2 separate regions of the Mus musculus genome follow, and region 1 is linked to region 2. The links are chromatin contacts, found by Hi-C or POLR2A ChIA-PET in ENCODE. All regions are on one chromosome and are shown on one strand. The core of a region is the stretch at or near the end of the contact, and the rest is flanking DNA. Distances in the headings are between cores, read along the strand shown.

Evidence for each region. Hi-C counts contacts between places; a loop is a spot of excess contacts on that map. ChIA-PET counts read pairs that join two places held with the same protein, here RNA polymerase II (POLR2A).
Region 1: a map of heart shows a loop between it and region 2 (4-fold over the local background). The contact joins the promoter of Ddx60 here to the promoter of Clcn3 in region 2. A Hi-C loop is called at or near these places in 1 of 37 maps with a recorded cell type or tissue (heart). POLR2A ChIA-PET finds 5 or more read pairs at or near these places in 1 of 5 experiments (embryonic stem cell).

Annotation. Positions count from the first base shown.
Region 1 is chr8:61,926,700-61,930,751 of GRCm38, forward strand. Ddx60 (DExD/H box helicase 60) reads left to right here and starts at 1,388. Exons shown (of 38, transcript NM_001293783.1): 1 at 1,388-1,577.
Region 2 is chr8:60,981,783-60,985,371 of GRCm38, forward strand. It overlaps Clcn3 (chloride channel, voltage-sensitive 3), which reads right to left and starts at 1,529. Exons shown (of 13, transcript NM_173873.1): 1 at 994-1,529.

The sequences.
Region 1 (4,052 bases), core at 138-2,637, 940 kb after region 2:
TACCCCCTGTGTGCTATAATTGTAGACTTTTGACTTGAAAACCCTGTTTTCTCCACCGAGAGCTCTCCTGAGGTGCCAGCTTACTCTTGGTCAGCTGGCTGTGTAAAGAACTCACAGTGCTCACAGTTGGCTTAATAAGCATGGAGATTTGTAACCTGGAGTAGATTATTTCAATTTCATTCCTTGGTTTGTGGTTTTCCATCATCTTCATAGAGTCTTGCTAGAAGACTACATATGTAATCAAATTACCAGCCTGAATTTCTGCCTCTGTCACCACATTAAGAACCTGCTTATGATTATTTTGGGCCCACCTGAGATAATCCACTTATATCATGCTCCTTGGTTTAGGCTATGCGTGCAGTATCTATTACCACAGTTACCACAGTCTCAAGGAATTAGGTCGCTGACTTAAATTGGAGGGAACAGGAAAGGGTGACATTTTCTCACCCAGGAGGACAAAGCCTCAACAAAGCCCAGACACCTCTACCTTTTCAGGTAGTATTTTAATGTAAAGGAGGACAGAAAGGGTGGGACCTTTTCTTACTGTTACCAAGGAAACAGGGGCTAGGTCAAAAGCTGACCATGAGGGAAGGGTCCATTCTTAATGGCCTTCAAAACAATGGATGTTTCTCAAGTTATCTCAACACATTGCATTCTGTTGCTCTTTCCCCATGGATGAGAGTTCTGCCAGTGCCTGACAAAATAGCTTTTGGTCCCATTGTTGTCACGGTCACCCAAATGCAAGAGTCCCCCACTTTCTAGAATTCCAATATTGAAAATAGAATTGTCATATTTAGAGCCTTCCTAAAGTTCAGCAAGCATAGGATACTAAGCAAGCCAGCTTTCAAACCCAAATTTCAGGTATTGACAGGTAAAAAACCAAGCCAAACCAAATCAAACAAAATCAAAGGAAAGAAAAGTTATTAAGGCTGAGATAAAAGTAGGCTCCATTTTCAGCTTGTTTAGTAGTGCCATTCGGCTAAAGAAGATCCCAAATGGATTAATCACAGGCTTCAATAATAGACTCATGTAATCTCAAATTCCTACCTACCTTTAAAATACTACCTGAAAAGGTAGAGGTGTCTGGGCTTTGTTGAGGCTTTGTCCTCCTGCTGTCGTTAGCACAGTAGGAGCAATTGGCACAGCGCCCGGAGTTCTGCTGCTACAGCCTCTCCAATGTTGCCTTGCTTAGATGTCTCCAGATTTCCCTGTCAAATCCTCCTCCTTACCTCAAGAATCCCAAAGCCTCTGGTTTTCCTACCTTAACAGTACTAACTTTACCAAAGGATGCGCAAAGCTGCATTCACCAAATGCTCTTTGATTAGTGATGAATGGAAACCGAAACTTAAAGCTTCTGGGAGCAGAAGAGAAACCGAAACTATCCTTCACTTATAAAAGGCGGCCTGAGAGACTCACAAGTTGCCACTTTTTGGAGCTAGCGATTGGTCTTAGGTCTCCTGTGGTCGACTGTGTGCTTGCTTGTTACCTGCAGCGCGGACCAGCGCGCTCAATACCTGCTGCGCAGACCAGCGGTTCTCTGCACGTAGCAGGTCCAGGTTCCCGGTCTGGGCTTCCCGGTGAGGCCAGGGGGTTGCTTCTGGGCTCGCCAGGGGATTGTAGGGCGTGCCTAGGTCAGAGTATCCCAAAAGAGGAGCTGGAGCGGAGCTGAGGGGACAGCACTAGGAGGTAGCTTTCAATGGGCAGTGGAGCACAGACCCACCTACCCCAGTGGCCAGTACTCGGTGGACCACAGAGGGAAGAGGTCTGAGTGGTGAGTGGCAGGGAAAAAGATGCCTGACTCAGTCTCTTGAGGATCCTTTGTAAACGGGTAGCTGGGATAGGGATCAATAAGTAGGGGCATTGGGGTGTGTGCACAGCCAATAAATGTTGAACATCCCCACCAATAGTTTTTCTCCTAGGTGCCGAATCGAATCGGGGCCCTACTTCAGGCTTCCAGAGCTAGAAGCAGAATGTGAAGAAAAACCCAGATGAATTGTAGTTGCCCTGAAATTGCAGTGGCTAAGACAAGTTATGCTTTACTGCAGAAATGCATCCCCCCACCCAATCTCTTCGTATGCTAGCCCTAGCAGTCTCCCTGGGCTTCCTGGTACTCCCCATGGAACCCAGGTTGGGCCAACTTGGAGTATCCCGCTGCCTCAGTCTCCCTGTTTGAGTCATCTGAGATTTAATGTATTCATGTGTAAGGAGCAGGGATTGATTTTCTGTTTCCTCATCACAAATCAGCACAAACTGAGTTGCTTTAAACACAATAGGTGTTTTATTTTACAGATTCTGTTTAGGCACAGGCTAAGTGCTTTTTGCAAAGCCCAGCATAGAACTCAAGATGTCTGCCAGGGCGGAGCCAGGTTCTGGGTGCTCATTTTGGTTCCTTGAGGTCAGTAAGAAGTCTGGAATTCTCTGATTTCTTGCAAGTTGTTGATTAAGGGTAACTCAGAGTCTGATACCTTCCATTGTCACACTTCAGGTCACTTCTCACAGGTGGCTGTACTTTCCAAGGATATAGGAGGCTTTCTCAATTAACTAACATGCCTCATTACCAGAGAGACTGTCCTGGTAATAAGGGTGTCAGGACGCCCAACATATATATACGTATATACATATATGCATATATATATACATATATACATACATACATATATACATACATACATACGTACATACGTACATACATACATACATATATACATATATGCATATACATATACACATATACACATATTCATATATACACATGTATGTGTATGTATCAGGTCTATCATGTTTTGCAGGATTTTGTGACAATTCTTGTAATTTCTTTTCATAGTGAGTAAAAGAATGAGAAATCAGTAAATAGCTTTTAGATTCACTTTTTAAGTGTGTGTGTTTGTTGATGTGTGGGAATATGCATTTGAGTGCAAATATACTAGGAGTCCAGCGTGGTTGGATCCCTTGTGCTGTTACAACCTGTTGTGAGCCTGTGTACATTCTAGGAACAGAAGTTGGTTGGTCCTCTACAACAGCAGTAGACAGTCTTAATTACTGCATCATCTGCCATCTTTCTGGCCCTTTATATGTTCATACTTTCTAAAGGCACAACGTGCCTGTGGGGATCAGAGGACAATCTGCAGGGATGTGTTCTCTTCCTCTCTCAGGTAGGTCTCAAGGATAGAATGCAGGTCATCTGGCTGGGTGGCAAGCACCTTTACCCACTGAGCAATTTTATTGGTCCGGTTATGTAGATATTATTCAATGTCGATGCAGTCTGCATGTTTTAGCCTGAAAATATAGTCCTATATTACTGTGGCTACCCCTAGAAGTAGTCTTACTACATGTAAACTATGTACATAGCTCCATTGAATCTTTTTATTTTCCACAGTTTCTCTGTGGATTTTGTTTTGCATCCCCCCTCTTCCTTTAGCTAGAATTACAATTCAAGATGAGAATTGGTGGAATGCCTCACTTTACAATGACAGGTTATATCTTTTTGCATTCTCAATGAACTAAAATGTATGTTTGATGCAGAATCCTGGCTTCAAGGTATTTTCTTTTAGAAATTTAAAAACATGTTTTTTTCCCTCATAAAAGTATCCAGCAATATTTTTTCTTTTCATTCTTTTGAATGGCCTATACATACATGTTATTAACAGCTTGTCATGCACATACTGCTACTAATGACTTGCTTGGTATAATTTAATGGTCCAGTCCAGGCGGTACATGAAGGAGTACAATCCTTATGGACAATAACTAGACTCAGTGTTCCAGGAGGGTTTGTACCAGTGGGGTGAGCGTGAGCTCTGGGATGGTGGTCGGCTTTGGCCTTTGGTCTGTCTGTATGAGGCTGGTTGGGGATGAGTTGCAGAGCTCTTTGTTTATAGAGTGATAACCAGCTGCTTTTTCATATCACCAGCTCACCCTAAAGATAAACTGCAGAGACACACATTTTTACACACACAGGAATCCCTTAGAAACACAAAACCAGAAGAAATAATACATATGCTAAGGACCTGTAAGATGGAAAAGAAAGTTCTGACTCAACATTATAAAACAAAGAA
Region 2 (3,589 bases), core at 279-2,778:
TTTCCAAGCAATGACCTTAGTTATTTATACTGACCTCTTAAAATAATTTGAGCTGCCACTCAAAGAGAGGCTTTGAAGTAAGTAGCAAAGGGAGAGGAAGGGGCAGGGGTTGAACAGTATCTGTGATAAATTCTGTCAACACCATATAAACATTCAATGTGAGAAAATACCCATACGTCATACACTTAAATTTAAAGCCATATTTAAAAAACAACAAACAACACATCAGCAGAAACAGCACCTCTCAAAACTGCTCAACAACATCCACATAAGCATTGGACTTCTTGTATATACTCCCGAACTGAAAAACCATTTTTTTTTTTTGTAATTTACAGAGGTATGTAAAACTGACCCAAGGAAAATAATCTAAATTTTTCATGGGTAAAAAGTACATCTACAAAGTATCAGTTATATATAAGCCACAGTGATCGTGCAGGAACTGAATACACGGCTCAAAAAAAGTTTGCAGAACTGAACTTTTTAAATTTTATACTCGCACACGCGGAGAGGTATTAAAAGGTTTGGTCCAATTGTCTTAAAGAGTCATCCTTTTCAAAGGAAATCGAAATCTCGGCCTAGAATTAGAACACACCCGATGAATATGCAATTAACTTCCTTGTGGTCTAATTTTAAAACGCCATACTTTAAATAAAGCACACAGGACGAAAAGTTCTCTAAAGTAACTTCTGTTTCAACAAGTTTACTACCAAAACGCAAATATCCACACAAAAAATGATTTGATATGCATAAGTCTAAAGACCAAATAAGATAAAATAAAAAAACCTAAACGTTTTTAAACTTGAGCAAACTGTAAATTCAAGACTAATTCTGTGCTGGTTCCTAGTTTTTAATTCTACGTATAGGTCCTTCGAAGGTTCCGGGAGGGAACAGGAGAGATTTTAATGGGCTGGACAGCAGGTAGGTGGGCACCTCGGCCAGAGCCCGGCCTCGCGGTCCACCGTCAAGGCGTGAAGCTGACAGCTGGCGACTCACCTTGCAGCTCAGAGGCATAGCAAGCTGGGCGGCTGGTGGCTGCGCTGCCTGTGGACCCCGCATCTGCTTGCGATCGCGCGCCAGCCGCCCCGGGAGCTTCACCGGGACACCGCTGCCGGGTGGCCACCCCGGCGGACTTTACTGCTACCGGCCTTTCAGGAGAGGTTACGTAAAGGCGGCCAGGTGGGACCGGCGGAGGCTGGTTTCAGGGTGAAGTTCAATCCTCCGGCTCCAGCGGGCCCTCAAACCAACCCGCCTCTGCCCCGACTGGAGGCTCACTGCGCTCTCCAAGGACTACAGGAGCAGTCGCGCTCCACCTCGGGAGGAAAGTAACGCGGTTCTCACGCCTCCGCCCACTCCAGCCTCATCCTCCGGACAGACGGACGGACGGCCCGCCCCGAGCGCACCGGCAACGAGCTGGCGAGGTGACAGCCGAGCGATTCCGCGACCAGCCCTGACCCGCTGAACTGGAAGAGAAGCTGCAGGAGTCGGAGCCCGACAGGTGCGTCGCACGCGCGTGACGTCAGCGCGTTGACGTGAACGGCCGCTCGGCGTCCCACCGTCCAAGCACTTCCACGGCCGCACTGGGAGGCACCTCTGCGCCTATTGGTCGGAATGGAGCGATGGGCGTGACCAGGGCGTGGCCGGGAGAAGACCTCCTAGGGGAGCCTCGAAGGCCACGCTGGGCGGCCGAGGTGCCACCTGCTCTCACGTCGCTCACGTTCTCCCCGGCGGAGAAAGCGCTTCGGAAGTGTGCGGTCCCCGGCATCGTGGCAATGCCTGGCTTCCGCTCAGCGGTGAGAAGCCGAAGCAGGCGGAAGCGAGCGTATGACCCCCGGGGTTCCAGAGCCGCGTCTAATGCTACAGGGCCTGTAATGGTGTACAGAGTGTACTACGGTATCATCCAGCCTTATGCGCCGTCGCAGGTTATGCGCTTTAACAAAAAAATACCAAAGAAAATCCTGATGAGTCCAAATTTAGACACCATGCATTTCCAAAGAGCTGAGGGTTCCACGTGGTCTTACATACTGGGTTCCTGTCGTGTGTCACAATATATAGGAAGCCTGTTCCCCTTGCTCAAGGAGCTGTATTGTGACTCAGCAGGGAGGTGCATAAATAAATTCCTGGCCTCGGCCAGAGCTTGCCCAAGAGCCTGGTGAACAGGTAGGTGCAGTGTTTGTAACTGGACAAGACCTGTGGGACCAGGATGGCAGTCGCCACTGGGTGGCAGAATTAAGACATGTCTTGGTTGAGTGTCTCATGTATATTTATATATCGCCTAATGAATACTAATGTCCTAGTATATTTACTGTCTTACATATATTAAGTGTGACTTGAGCTCTCACTGCTGACATGTAGCCTGATTCTTTTGCAGGGGGAGCGTCTAGATTTTTTATTAAAAGCAGTAGTCATAGCCAATCGATCTATTTTCTATAAAGATGACAGATTCCTTCTGAACTGTTTTAGTTCTTTTGTGAAAGATTACTCCTTTAAGTAGACAAGAAAACTGTCTACTTATACATTTGTTTTCGTTTGTTTGTTTGGTTGGTTGGTTTTTTGGTAACACTTATACACTGATTTGTGAGAATAATTTATTTTAAAACATGTGGTGGGCACAGTTTGTGGCATACCAGAAGTGCTGTGTTCTACTTCAAGCTTGACAGAAGTAAAATACTTAATTTCTGGCATACATCCAACCACACTAGTAGTTCTCAATCTTTACTCTCTTCAGAGAAATAATTTTAACTGTTTCCAGGTTAGATGTAAGCCTTTCTGTAAGTACTCCTGAAGGAAAATGAGATTTTGTAACTTGTGATTCATGTAAAAGAGTTGTCTATGAGCCCGTGGCCTGGGGCCGAGAACAAAGCAGAACAGACAGGGCTGTTGTTAAGACATTCCTAAGAACAGCTTGACTGTAAAAATGAAAAAATGCAAGGACGGCGCAGGCAAGGCTATCTTGTCTGAGTCGACACCATCTGGCCGGAACCTCCCCTCTGTCTACTGCCCCATGACACCGGGTAAAGTCATACATCAACTGGTTACTATGTGAACAAAGATAAGCCCCTTATCCCATAAAAACCCCTAGCTTTCGAGCCTCGTGGCCGACATCTGTTATCTCCTATGTGGGATGCATGTCGGTCTGGAGCTCCGTAATTAAACGTCCTCATGTAATTACATCAGGATGGTCCTTCGTGATTTTTTGGGTGCATGCCGAATCGGGAATTGGGTGGGGGTTTCCCTACTAGGTTCTAACACTCCTTAAATGTGTGAGGCTCAGAAGCACCACATTCAATAATGTTCTGTGTGATAGCGTCATCAAAAAATAGATTACAGCCAAGAAATCAACTTCTTTGTGATTCCTCCAAGATTCTTGTCAGAAAAAAATCAGCTGACACAAAATCTCTTCTTTAACAGACCTGAGTTGAAAGAAAGAGTCGGGACATCCCTGGCACTGTGTAGTATAAGTGCTGTGACAGGAACACTTGCAACATCATCTCGTCCCTTGTCCTCATTGACAGGGATCTTATCAACCCTTTTAAGAGTGATATTCTTACGGCAGAGATAATTCTCAGCAAGGAATTTTTATAGACTTATA